Regions from separate parts of the Homo sapiens genome. Here all the other regions are linked to region 1. Evidence: chromatin contacts called from ENCODE Hi-C or POLR2A ChIA-PET data. All regions are on one chromosome and are shown on one strand. Each heading gives the region's core, a stretch centred on a gene start or an enhancer-like site at or near the end of the contact. The rest is flanking DNA. Distances are from core to core; before and after follow the strand shown.

What was found. A loop is a pair of places that touch in the nucleus more often than their neighbours do. ChIA-PET counts read pairs that join two places held with the same protein, here RNA polymerase II (POLR2A). Pooled maps may share reads with other maps.
Region 2: a loop to region 1 is called in a map of naive thymus-derived CD4-positive, alpha-beta T cell, with 31 times the contacts of the local background. The contact joins the promoter of GSTA5 here to the enhancer-like site in region 1. A Hi-C loop is called at or near these places in 7 of 168 maps with a recorded cell type or tissue (A673, CD4-positive, alpha-beta T cell, CD4-positive, alpha-beta memory T cell and 3 more), 4 of 37 single-sample maps with no recorded cell type and 13 of 50 pooled maps. POLR2A ChIA-PET finds 5 or more read pairs at or near these places in 1 of 52 experiments (activated T-cell).
Region 3: a loop to region 1 is called in a map of naive thymus-derived CD4-positive, alpha-beta T cell, with 28 times the contacts of the local background. The contact joins two enhancer-like sites. A Hi-C loop is called at or near these places in 8 of 168 maps with a recorded cell type or tissue (A673, CD4-positive, alpha-beta T cell, CD8-positive, alpha-beta T cell and 4 more), 15 of 37 single-sample maps with no recorded cell type and 16 of 50 pooled maps.

Annotation. Positions count from the first base shown.
Region 1 is chr6:53,481,205-53,485,714 of GRCh38, forward strand. All of the region lies in intron 3 of GCLC-AS1 (GCLC antisense RNA 1), which reads left to right. Among named protein-coding and RNA genes, the nearest start is that of GCLC-AS1, 52 kb to the left of the region's middle. Within about 2 kb of position 2,432, at least 6 of the 41 ENCODE cell types and tissues checked have a DNase peak (open chromatin) inside an H3K27ac peak, as active enhancers do.
Region 2 is chr6:52,838,615-52,843,359 of GRCh38, forward strand. It overlaps GSTA5 (glutathione S-transferase alpha 5), which reads right to left and starts at 2,199. Exons shown (of 6, transcript NM_153699.3): 1 at 2,113-2,199. The coding sequence starts at 2,199.
Region 3 is chr6:52,722,581-52,727,254 of GRCh38, forward strand. No RefSeq gene overlaps it. Among named protein-coding and RNA genes, the nearest start is that of GSTA2, 39 kb to the right of the region's middle. RefSeq lists a silencer at 2,026-2,075. Within about 2 kb of position 2,036, at least 17 of the 41 ENCODE cell types and tissues checked have a DNase peak (open chromatin) inside an H3K27ac peak, as active enhancers do.

The sequences.
Region 1 (4,510 bases), core at 1,182-3,681:
TGCTGTGCAGAAGCTCTTTAGTTTAATTAGATCTCATTTATCAATTTTGGCTTTTGTTGCCGTTGCTTTTGGTGTTTTAGTCATGAAGTCTTTGCCCATGCCTATGTCCTGAATGGTATTGCCTAGGTTTTCTTCCAGGGTTTTTATGGTTTTAGGTCTTACATTTAAGTCTTTAATCTATCTTGAATTAATTTTTGTATAAAGTGTAAGGAAGGGGTCCAGTTTCAGTTTTAAGAAGCAGGGAGTCTTTGCAAGCTCAAGGTAGGATCTTTGTCAAACAGGAAATATGGTATTATGCAGCAGTGAAACGAGGTCAGTTCTGAGTCCTCAGTCTAGGTTACAGGAACAAAGTTAAGAGTTTGTTCTTATGAGGAATAGAACTGAGTATGTCTCTAGGTCAAGAAAAACACTGTGGCAAAAATGAGAACATTGAGCAACTAATTCAAAATTTCATATGGAACAGTTTCAATAACCATCGGGTAAATGACTTCTTATGGTGAGTGTGCTCAGAAGTGCTCACTAATACTGGTTGATTGAGAGTGATATTTACAATACCAAACAGTCATGTCATTAATAGTATAACAACTTTTTCTTACCAGGGGCTTTTTTGAGCCAGTAAAGGAGAGGATCTTCCCTAGGATTTTTGTTTGTTTTTAAGACTAGCAATGTGCTAACTGCATCCCTTCTACATCCATGAAAGAGAATGCACCCTAGGCTCTCTAGACCAAACTCAGGCATGCTTTACTTGTGGCGTGCATTCAAAAGGAGGAGAACATGGTGAAAATGTCTTGAACATCATTCTAGTAACCATAGTGATACCAAAGCAAACCTGGATCCTTATCTCATATCTTGTTTATTTTTCAGAAAGAATTTATTTACACATAGACCTTTAATTTTGAAAAAGATGCCCCTCTTTGTTATTTGATTGTGTAAGTGATGTTTTGTTGGCCTTGCTTCACAGCAAGTCTCTGTAATACCTCGGTATGTTGCCAGTGGCTGTCTCTGTCCTCACAAACAAATGTTCCATACTTGTCTGACCTGGGCAGCCAGGCTATGGGGTCCAAGGAAGGATAGAACACCTGGAAAGTGACAGCAATGTTTTTGGGGTCAGAACTCTCAAAGTGGAAAAGTTATTCAAGATCCAGCTGCAGAATGAATGAGCACGTTCTCTGCTTTTAAAAAAAAGTTTTATTTTTTAAAAAGAAGTAATAAAGCTGGGCATGGTGGTGCTCTCCTGTAGTCCCAGTTGCTCAGGAGGCTGAGATGGGAGGATTGCTTAAGCCCAGGAGTTTGAGACTAGCCTAAGCAATACAGTGAGACTCCATCTCTAAAAAAACAAAACAAAACAAAAAACAAAAACAAAAAAAGAAAGAAAGAAAAGAAAAAGGAGTAATAAAGAGAGATATTGGTGCCTCACTGCTCTAAAGGGCTTTGAGGAAACAGTTCTAGGCTCTCCACAGAATTTGGAAATGCATCCTGGGGGGGTGGACTGTGAAAAACATCTGAGACATAAGCTCTATGTGACACTTGGTGGGTACTCATGAACATTCAGGGTTCTTGAGGGCCTGAACTGCTTGTTTTGGTAGCCTTGCATTTTCAGGGCAACAATCCCTGGCATCGAGTGGACCCTCAAGAAATATTTGTTAGCTGCCAGATGCAACTTTCCGCTGTATTGTCAACACTTTTTCAAAACACGTCACTGAGGATTTCAGTAACTTCCCAGCAGCTACAAGGAATCTTGGGAACCTTTTCTCTAGGCAGAGCAGGCTATTTAATACCCCATTTGTAATAGGGTGATTTAAAGATACTTTGAAAGCCAATCTAAGAAAAGACATTTCTCCGATGGTGCCTGAAGTTCGATGCATAGAGGTTTTTCTTTCTGTTACCCTCACTAAGTTCTTTGAAAATGCCTACAGAAGGGGTGTTCATATCAGGCCCTTGTGCTTCACGAGAATAAGTTGATCGGGTAAAAATTTTCTCCATAAGAGAGACCACTATTGGGAGGGGGCAGCTGCCCAGTTAGGAGGGTTAGACTTGTCCTGCACCAATATTGTCAAGCAAGTGGGCTCAAGGGTCCCTCTGGACTCTCCTACTTAACCTTCACTATTGGCTTAAATATAGGAGTGACCATCCCCTCTCCAGAAACTGGCCTCAGTCCTGTAGCTTATTTCTTGGGATCAGTGACCCACCTCCACTTTCCACCACCTCCAGAGGCTCGAGAGAACCTGTCCCTGTCTAAACAGCCATTATTAAATGTGACTGTATTTTTTTCTCTATAGGAATGATGTATTTTCTATTTAAAAAAAAAAAAAAAAAACTCCCACAATCTTTGTGTGACTTGCATTTGAGAGCGGCCAAAGGACCTACTTGCAAAGCAGTGCAGAGGCTGACATTTACTGATAATCTGCCATGCACGAGGCACCCGGCCAGAGGGACGCTTCCTGTTCAAAATGACTGTTAGGCAGATGCTATCATTTCCATGTTACTGAGAACAAAGTTGAATCTCTGAGAGAGAAAAAAAGGAACATTCACAGGGTCACAAAGGTGGGTTGAATTCCAGAGACCCTGTTCTCTCTACAGCAAGGAAAATTACCCATACCCAGGAGAGCAGGGAAATGTCATAAATTCTTTGTATGCCCTCACTGCACTTTGCACAGGGCTTGGAGTCTTTGATGGAGAATGCATGTAACATAACCCACTGAAATTAAGCTTAAACAAAAATGATACTTTGCTGGGAGGGATCCTGGTCACCCCCTAAAATCCGAGGAAAGTTGAACAACCAGGCCTCAGTACCAAGAGTTCTTGGGTTTTATATCTGTCTAATGCTACACCCGCAACTGGACTAAATAACCTGCATCTCTGTCTCTTAGTCAGAGTTCTCAAGAGAGAGACCCTAATTGGCTCCTGGTCAGCCAATGAACTTCCTCCTCCTGAGTCAGGTGTTCACTTCTAGTCCAATCAGCTATGACCAAGAGTCAAGCAAAAGCAAAACTTCCGGGGGCTAATTCTGAAGTCTGCCCAATGGTGTCTACTGTACCCAGATATAATTCAATACATGTTTATTGTCTGGTGTTTTTTGTGTTCATTCGTTGCAACCAAGTTCTTTAAGAACCTTGGATACATCGTCCTTCATTTAATCATCAGGCGGGGGTTGATAGGCCATAGTGATCAAGAAAAATATGTGAAATTTCTATATGCCAGTTATCGCTGTGTTAAAAACCTTCAGAGCAAATTAAGAAAGGAGAAATAAACTATTTGTTCTCAAAAGCTTGGTTTCAAGGGGACCGAGGAAATGGGAAAAGCATCTGTGGACAAGGCTATTGTGCTTGCTGCTGGAAGACTACCAAGGCCAGTTACTAAACGGGTGGGCAGCAACAAGTAGTTGCTTTGTTTTTTTTTCCCCCATAGGAAGTTGTTGTCTCTGTTTTGCAAGTTTGTCAAATTTCTTTTGTTTCTGGGGTCAATAACCTAGATACTTGAGACTCTTTTTTTCCCCTTCCGAGGGTCCTAATTTTGCATTTTACGTAACACCAATCTTGACCAAAAGCTGATTTATTAAGGAGGTTTCTTCTGGGTTAGTTGTTGGTGCTGGAGGCTGCGTGTACATGACTTAGTCTTCTACTGCCACCATGAGGGAGATGCTGGAATTGCAAGGCTCTTTTAGTTATCAAATGTAAATTTTCATAAATGAAAGTGAGCACGTTTAAAATTATCTCTATCTATTTATCTATCTATCTGTCTGTCTATCATGTTCATATATATATAAAATGGAACAATCCACCTCCTAAAACATATCCTCTGAAAGGCTTAAAGAGATATATAGTATTGCCAAGTGTGTCTGAGTTAGGTAGGCGAGGGTTTGAGACCTGCCTCTGCCTACCACTACAACCGCCCTTACACTAGACATTTAAGTCTTCTAAGCCACAGGTGTAAAAATGGTCTGATAGTACCCATTTCACAGGGCTTGGTATTGAAAAAATGACATAGCCTGTGTCAGTCTCTAGCATTTGGTAAGTACTCAATAAATGATTACCATTGCTATCACCTGAAATTGACCACGGCTGAAAGTATTAGAAAAGCTTTCTGCAGGGAGAAAGAGGGGTGAGGGTGGAGGGTACCAGTAACCCCGTGAAAACAAACACCAGTGCACAACTGGAGTGGATGCTCAATAAACATATGAAAGGTTCAGGGGAAAGGGGTAAAGTCACCAGGGATGGCTCTAACAGCCAAAAGAGGGATGGAAAACACTCTTTTAAGCTGACCATTTTAGAGTCAAAGAACCAAAAATATAGAATGTTCGTGTGGTAAGGATTCTAGATATGTACTCCAGCTTTTTTTTTTTTTCAAGTGGGGCAACCGAGTGATTGAATCACTCTTCAAGTTAAAATGTTAATCAGCAGTAAAGTGGGACTAGAACCCAAGACTTTTGTTTTCTTTTCTTTTCTTTTTTTTTTTTTTTTGAGACAGGATCTAACTCTATTGCCCGGGCTGGAGTGCGATGGCACATTTG
Region 2 (4,745 bases), core at 949-3,448, 640 kb before region 1:
TGCAGGTATTTAATACAGATATGAAATTCAGTTATTACATAATGATGCAGTTGACTTAAATAGGCAGAATCTATCAAACCAAAAGTCTAAGCAAAAGTTATCAAGGTTTTCTGGATTTCAATGTTGTTATGATCTGGTTCCAATCTTGACTCTGCCTCAAAATAGCTGTGTGATCTAGGAATTATTGCTTAAAATCTTCAAGCCTTAGATTCTTAATCTGCAAAATGGGAATATAATATTTTCTTAAATGGAATTTTGTAATGTTTCAAAATGCATGATACAGGGCCTGACCCACATACATCAAGTAATAAATAGTAGCGGTGTTTCCAGTGGCTAATTATACTTTAATGGAGTTCTTTATGGTGAAAGATCAGGAATTTGGGGGTTTCTGGCTTGCTCCATGGAACAGAATTTGTTGTGGATCTATGATCACACAGGACCAGGATCTAGAGGTCATGGGGGTGTGTGCCAGCAATTAATAAGGCATCCAGTTCAGGACAAACCTAAGGAACGGTGGGTGGTCCAGGAAGGAGGGTAGACAAGGTGGGGTGGGGTTGGCAAGTGGGATGTGAGGACTGGGTTGTGATCATCAGCCTTAGGGCGCTGAGACCCCAGAAGCCTGAGCAAGGTCTGCAGTCAGCCCTGCCCCCGCCTTCAGTCAGGCTGGATGGAGACCTGGGAACCTGGGTTCCTCCCAGCCTTGCCCCTCCCTCCCTCCTGCTGAACTCTTCCTACCCGGGCTCTGAACACATCCCTGAGCTGCAGAGCTGATGTCTGCGTGACAGTGAAACAGGGTATTCATTTGTACAAAGGAAACAACCTAGAATGATAGTGTTTGGATTTCTTATGTGCTTATTTCTTCATAGAACTGAGAAAGGGTGAGGCTAAAGTCCCAAGCCTTCGTGAAGCAACGCACAAAGTACCGTTCCGAGGCTCAGGTCCACACGGCGCTGTGAGGCTGAAGGGGCGCGCTAGAAGTTCCCTTCACAGGACGCCACCTCACCTGAAACCCCCCTTTTCTGCTGCCACCCGAGGGACAAGATCTCCTGAGTTTGTCCATGACTCACTTCCCAGGAAAACCCTCAGGCAGTCGCTGAAGGACTCTGGTCTGGACTGGGAAGTGTTTTTCTCAGTGACACCTCTAGAGGGCAGCACTCAGCGGAGTCCCACAGACACCTCCAGGCATTTCCTACTCAAACACTGGGAGGATGACCTGGTAACACTGGGGAATGCTTGGGTGTTCTAGAAGCCTCCACGCCTCATTTTAACCACGTGTTTACTTGTCTGCATCCTCATAGACATGTAGGCCGCCCCAGGGCAGGGACTGTGTCTGTCTTGTTCACTGTCTATCTCCATGACCTAGTACAGAACCTGGAATTAATAAGTGCTCAACAAATAATTGCTGTGAATGTAGTCAATCTTTAATAGGTAGTTTGTTACAATCCACTCCCTTACACCTCTCATTTATAGTTTGCATTTTACCTCTAACTACAGCCATTTTTAAATATTACGTATTTTCATTTTTTTGTTGTGGAAATTATGAACATGAATAAAAATAAACAGAAAAGCATAAAAATTCTCCTTATATTTCTCACCTAGAATCAATAATTATCAACCAAAACCAATGTGAAGTTATATTTATGCCCACCTACTTCTCCTTTTGTAATAATTCCAAAGAAATCCCAGATCCATATGATTAATCCTTAAATACTTCAATGTGTTTTCCTAAAACACATAAACTGTTCTAAAGATAACCATAGTACATTATCACACATGAAATATTAACAATAATTATTTCATGTCATCAAATATTCAGTCAATATCCAAGTTTCTAATGCCATAAATTATTTTTTACAGTTTGTTTAAATTCTAATCCACTTAAGTTCTACACTTTTTGATTAGTTTCTTAATTGTATTTTAATATGTATGCTCTTAGATAAGAAGAAATTTTAACAATTTTTAGGTCAAATCTATTCATCTTTTTCTTAATTACAGTCCATTTTTATTTAAGGCACAATGCTTCAGTAAGTAATCATTGCATAGTTTCTGTGGGAAAAGTATGTGATAACGCAATTTTAAATCCAACTTAAGATGACCTTACTCAGAACCTACCTCTACTCCAGCTGCAGCCAGGAGCCACCGAATGGACTCCATACTGCCCCGTGCATTGGAGTAGTGGAGCTTGGGCTTCTCTGCCATGATAGCAGTCTCCTGGAGGTTTCTCTAAGCCTGAATGAATGAATGAATAATTGAAACGATAGAATCAAAAATGTACTTTAGGATGTGTGGTTGAAAACCACAAACAATGCTGAAGAAGAACCTGCCTTCTTCATGACTGGGTTGAAGGAGTTCCTGGAATGTTTTCTTGGCTCAAATTGTTACCCAGCAGTGGCCACCCTCAAACCAGTCTCAAGTCTTCATTGTTTACCTGTGACTTTTCTTGGCAGCCTAAGAGGTGAGAGTATGTGGTAATAATACATGTACAGGAGTTAATGGAAGGGGAAGAATTCAAGAACTAATATTTATTGAAAACTTCCTCATGATCCTTCCTCAATGCTAGTCCCTTTCAATATTTTATATCTTTAACCCTCCTTATAGTCTCATTAAATGGTTGTTTTCTCCAATTTTTAGTTAATGAAATCGAACATCAGAGAAATACAATGTTCACAGTCACACTCTGGTTGGTGATGGACATGAATATCTACACCAAGGACTAAAATGAAGTCACGCCTGGAAGACATCTGGGTGAAGGCCCTGGGAACCCATGAACTGGTTGTGAAACCAGAGGATGTCACTGACAGGGAGGACCGGCAGGGAGCTAAGTCACTCTTCAGCTCTCTGGCTGTGAGACTGCATTTGATCAAAACCAGAAATTAGGCTTCAGACTTGTTTTACTGTAGCTAGAAGATCCAAAGTCTTTCAACAGAGAATGCTAATACCTTGCTTCTTTTGGTGTTCTATATTTTAACTCTGTGGGGGGCATTTTGTTTTATAACCTGGCAAAAGAGATGTTGCTGCATTAACTTTGCAGGATATGGAAGGAGCTAGCATTTGTTCAACGTCAGTCATACACTGGCCATTCTTCTAAACTTCTCTCATTTTGTCCTACAAAAATCACCTAAGGTGAAAGGCTGTTGCTATTCTCATTTTACAGTTGAGGATACTGAGGTTTTTAAAGTAACTTACCCAGATTAAGTGGTGGATCTGGGATGCAGACTCACTGCTATTAAAAACTAAAGACTGAGTCTTATTTTCTATGTTAATGTTTCTCAAATATGCATGGTAATCTTTCAGTAGATTGTGAAACCCCAGTACTTTTTAAAATAAAATAGAAAAGAATAAAAATATCAGTGAGCATGACATGTTGAAGGGTAAGTAATGTTTCATGAGTTGTTAGTTTCAGTTATTTGTATATTGTGTGTATGGATGTTTGCATGTGTGCACGCTCACCTGCTTGTTGTAAATGGTTAGAGAGAAATTGACTGGGCTCATCAGTGAAGTTTGATAGCCCTTGCTCTATCCCAGGCTGTTTGGGAGGTGGAACATAGCAGAGTATCAGAGAATGAAAACCAATGGCTGCAAGGACAGATGCAACTAATTGTATCATGAATGTGAATGGAAGGACACAGGACTCATTGAAAGCAGGAGTTCCAGTGCCAGGACTTAGGAACAGTTGCATATTCTCTCCAAACCCCCAGCTCTGTGATTAAACATTAAGATTCTTCTTGCAAAGTTTTGTGGTTGTTGAGTTTAGAAGAAAAATATACTTGCCTTTAACAACTAATGTATTTCTTTTTTTTTTTTTTTTGAGATGGAGTTTTACTGTTTTTTTCCCAGGCTAGAGTGCTATGGTGCAATCTCAGCTCATGCAACTTTAGCCTCCCAGTTTCAAGTGATTCTCCTGCCTCAGCCTCCCAAGTAGCTTGGATTACCAGCACATGCCACCACACCTGGCTAATTTTGTATTTTTTGTAGAGACAGGGCTTCAGCATGTTGGCCAGGCTGGTCTCAAACACCTGACCTCAGGAGATCCACTTGCCTCAGCCTTCCAAAGTGCTGGAATTACAGGCGTGAGCCACTGCACCCGCCGTCAACTAATGTACTTCTACAAAAGTATGTATGACTTAAATTTAGACATCAAAATCTTTTTTTTATACTTTAAATTCTGGGGTACATGTGCAAAACATGCAGGTTTGTTACATAGGTATGCACATGCCATGCTGGTTTGCTGCACCTTTCAACCCGTCATCTATATTAGGTATTTCTCCTAATGCTATCCCTTCCCTAGGCCCCCACCCCACTATAGGTCCCGGTGTGTGATGTTACCCTCCCTGTGACCATGTGTTCTCCTTGGTCAACTCCCACTTATGAGTGAGAACATGTGGTGTTTTGTTTTCTGTTCTTGTGATAGCTTACTGAGAATGATGGTTTCCAGCATCATCCATGTCCCTGCAAAGGACATGAACTCATCCTTTTTTATGGCAGCATAGTATTCCATGGTGTATATGTGGCACATTTTCTTTATCCAGTCTATCATTGATGGGCATTTGGGTTGGTTCCAAGTCTTTGCTATTGTGAACAGGGCCGCAGTAAACATACATGTGCATGTGTCTTTGTGGTAGAATGATTTATAATCCTTTGGGTATATACCCAGTAATGGGATTGCTGGGTCAAATAGTATTTCTAGTTCTAGATCCTTGAGGAATTGCCATACTGTCTTCCACAATGGTTGAACTAATTTACAC
Region 3 (4,674 bases), core at 786-3,285, 760 kb before region 1:
AGGTCAGGAGATCGAGACCATCCTGGCTAACACGGTGAAACCCCGTCTCTACTAAAAATACAAAAAATTAGCCGGGCGTGGTAGCGGGCGCCTGTAGTCCCAGGTACCCGGGAGGCTGAGGCAGGAGAGTGGCGAGAACCTGGGAGGCGGAGCTTGCAGTGAGCCGAGATTGTGCCACTGCACTCCAGCCTGGGCGACAGAGCGAGACTCCATCTCAAAGGAAAAAAAAAAAAGAATTTAAAATTCAAGACTTTGAGAGAGGAAGTAGAGCTAGAATGCAGACTACTCAAGTTTTGGACGTGAAAAGAAAGAAGGAAATAGCAAAAGGGAAAACTAGCCAAGGATAAAGAACTTTAAAAATTTGTTGTGGAGTGTTTCTTGGTTTCTTCTGAGGAGTGTGGGTGCATGGCTAAGAAGGTTAGGACAGTGGAGGCCTGGGCCTGTTTCTAAGCAGAAGGAAGCCTTCCAAAGGACAGAGGCAGCTGAAGAGACCAGCTGGAGAGCAGAAGGATTGTACAGCTTGCTTATGTACATAATAGATTTGTGATTGTTTATTTGCATCTATTGGTTTTATTACTGTATTAGGGGATATAATTGATACTTTAAAATATATGTGTATTTTATATAATGTATTATATGCAATATATTATATATATATGAAATATTGAGACCAGCCTGGCCAACATGGCAAAACCCCATCTCTACTAAAAATACAAAAAATTAGCTGGGCGTGGTGGTGGGCGCCTGTAATCCCAGCTACTTGGGAGGCTGAGGCAGGAGAATCACTTGAACCTGGGAGAAGGAGGTTGCAGTGAGCTGAGATCAGGCCACTGCACTCCAGTCTGGGCGACAAGAGCGAGACACTGTCTCAAAAAAAAAACAAAGTGTACAGAGTTAAGTGTACAACTGGATAAGTTTTTCAGTTTTGTTTTTGTTTTTGAGACGAGACTCGCTCTGTTGCCTCCAGGCTGGAATGCAGTGGTGTGACCTCAGCTCACTACAACCTCCACCTCCTGAGTCCAAGTGATTCTCATGCCTCAGCCTCCCAAGTAGCTGGGACTACAGGAGTGTGCCACCACACCCAGCTAATTTTTGTATTTTTAGTAGAAATGGGGTTTTACCATGTTGGCCAGGCTGGTCTTGAACTCCTGGCCTCAAGTGATCCGTCTGCTTTGGCTTCCCAAAGTGCTAGGATTACAGGAGTGAGCCACCACACCCAGCCTCAATTGGATAAGTTTTAACACACATATACACCTATGAGACTATCATCATAATCATGATACTGAACTTATTCACATCCTCATGCCCTTTGGAAATCCCTTTCTTCTGCCTGGCCCCATACCACTCATCTGCTTTTTGTCACAATGAGTTAGTTTGCATTTTCTAGAAGTTTATATAATTAGAAGCATACAGCAGGTATTTTGTTTGTTTGGTGTCTTTCACACAGCACAATTATTTCAAAATTCATCTGTGCTTTTTTATGTATTCATTCCTTTTTTTATTGCAAAGTAGTTGAATTCTTTTCCTGTGGCCACTCTAACAAATTACCACAAACTAGGTGGCTTAGACAGCAGAAATTATTCTTGCACATGTCTAGAGGCTAGAAGTCCAGAATCCAGAGGTCAGCAAAGCTGGTTCTTTCTGGAAGCTCTAAGGGAGAATCTGTTCCCAGCCTCTCTCTTGGTTTCTGGTGGCTGCCAGCAATCTTTGGTGTTTCTTGGCTTGTAGCTGCATCGTTAGATTCTGCGTCATAGAAATGGACAGTGGAAAAGGAAATACAGAGAGACTCATGGATTAAGGTGAAGAGGATGAGGGAATAAGAAAGACAAAATGGAATAAATTGGAAGGGGTTAAAAGGAAGTGAGGAGAACTTTGCACCTCTGCCTTTCAGTCAGCATTTTTTAGTTGTTCTTTTGGCAATTTACTCCAACTTGGATTTAAAATTTATGAGAAAAAAAGTCTCTGTTCCAGCAAAGGGATTGCCCAACCTACTGTGTCAGTCTAACGCTGACTCCATGACTGAGCACCAGATGGCGCACTGCCCAGAGCCAAGGGACCTCCCTGGTGGCTGTAAAGAGTTCAGTGCACAGACTCAGCCACTCTTAGGTGACTTTCCACAATTGCAAATGAAACTGAGCTCAGCCTACTCAACCTTCCCTTCCTCTTTTAGATCACTGAGAAAGTCTACTGTCCCAACCATATGCCCTTTTTCGGAGCAAAATTTCTCAAAACGGCTGCCGGTAGCTGCTGTCTCCTCTACCTCACGTCCCATTTTCTCCTCAACCCACTCCAGTCAGGCTTGTGTCCCCATCTTCTCTCCTCGGGTCAGCAGTAGCCTCCGTGGTACCAAATTCAATGTCCACTCTTCCATCCTCTTGCCGGACTGTTGGCCTCATGATGCCACACTTTCTTGGACTTCCTTCTACTTCACTGACCCCTCCTCTTCAGACGCCTTCGCTGGCTCCACCCAGCCTTCTCTTCTCCAACTGCTATCTCCCCCGAGGCGATGTCCTCAGCCCTTCTCTATCATCAGAGGTGTAACTTCCAATACTAGGTCATAAAAGACATTGTAGTTTCCCTCTTGCTTACATACTCCAGGGGAAGTTAGCTGCCATGTCCTGAGGACACTCAAGCAGTCCTACACAGAAGCAGGCATGCCAAAGAAGTGAGATGTATTGCCAACTTTCAGAGAGGAACTGAGGCCTCTGCCAACAGCCATGTGAGTGAGCCATCATGGAAACAGATCCCAGTCAAGCCCTCAGCTGACACAGCCTGTTAGTGACTTGATTGCAGCGTCCTGAGAAATGCTGATTCAGAACCACCCGGCTAAGCTGCTCCCAGATTCCTGACCTTCAGAAATTGTGTGAGATAATAAATATTTATTGCTTTAAGTCCCTAAACTTCGGGGTGAGTTGGTATATAACAATTGATAACTAATACACCCATGCTGGCCTCATCTTTCAATACTTCCTCGCCTTGCTCCCACAACACTAGTGTACCTAAAACACACCCAACTTGTTCCTGACCAACACCCTGTCTCATTGTTCCCTCTGACTAAGACCCTCGCTCACTGGATCTTCTGGTTCCTGTCATTCAGGACTTAGTCTTTCCTGGCATTCTCTGTGCCTAAAACAATTCAGGGAACAAAGTAGGTGCTCTATAAACTTTTATTGAATAGAACTATGAATAAAATACTTTAAACAGTATTTATTGGAACCATAATCCTTGAGAAGATTTTGTCAATTTCTGAGGTTAAAGTCTAATTTTTCTGCTAGGTATACTTAGCTGCCCTGTTGACTTAGAATGTTGCAACTGTATTCAAAGTTTCAAAGGACAAATATATTGAAACAGCTGCTGTGTGCAGAGGGAAGGTGAGTAAAGATTGGAGAAAGGTAGGAGGCAAGGCAGAGCAAAGTCAACACAGATTAAATTTGTGCTGACTCACAGCTGCCTCATCTAAGCAGCTCTAATTGGCAGAATGTTGCTAAAACATATTTGTTCTTCAAGAATATCCCAGAAAACTGGCAAGTCAGTATACCTAATGGCTCAAATATTGACCCAATTCCCCCAGTGCAGAGAAATTAATATCCACTTCAGTTATACACACACACACACACATATATATATAAACTCACTATTAAAATGGCGGATGGTGTAAGTATTAAATACCAAATGTTAATTACTTCTTAACAAAAATCTTCATACTTTTATGTCACAGACTACCCAGGAGTGATAGTCAGAATGTTTAACATCTGGTATGGTAAATATAATATATAAATCTGTATATATACCCAAAATTAAAAATAAATTTCCCTTTATTTTCTAGCTATGCTAAACTATATATAGCATAAAATGGATAACACTTTATAGCAAATCAGTAATAAATTATTGTCATAATGTCCAGTCATTTATAAACTGACCGTGTCTTCAGGGCTACTTAGGTTGACAGTGGATCTCTCTCTATGAAAGCCATCAGCTCCTGTTGGTGCAGACTTTTCCTGCAGCTGTGACTCTCAGTGTTTTCCTAGATCCCTGAACTGCTTTCTGCTCTTGTCTCAATGAAGGCCAGGGAAAGGAGAGCCCCAGAGTGCTTCATCATCCGTTGTAGTAGTTTAACCCTTCCCCAGTTTGTAAATAGGTGATATGGTTTGGCTGTGTCCCCACCGAATTCTCAGCTTGACTTGTAGTTCTCATAATCCGCATGTGTCATGGGAGGGACCATGTGGAGATAATTGGATCATGGGGGCAGTTTCCCCCATTCTGTTATGATAGTGAGTTAGTTCTCACAAGACCTGATGGTTTTATAAGGGGCTTCCCCATTCTCTGGGCATTCATTCTCTCCCTTGCTGCCCGTAAAGAGGTGCCTTCTACCGTGATTGTAAGTTTCCTGAGGCCTGTCCAGCCATGTGAAACTGTGAGTCAATTAAACCTCTTTCCTTTATAAATTACCTAGTCTTGGGTATTTCTTCGTAGCAGCATGAGGTCAGACTAATACAATAGGTATTTCATTAAACTTTCTTCAGCCACTCTTTTTGTTTGTTTGGTTGGTTTTTTTTGAGATGGAGTCTCGCTCTGTCACCCACGCTGGAGTGCAGTGGCACAATCTTGGTTCATTGCAACCTCCACCTCCTGGCTCAAGCGATTCTCTTGCCTCCGCCTCCAGAATAGCTGAGA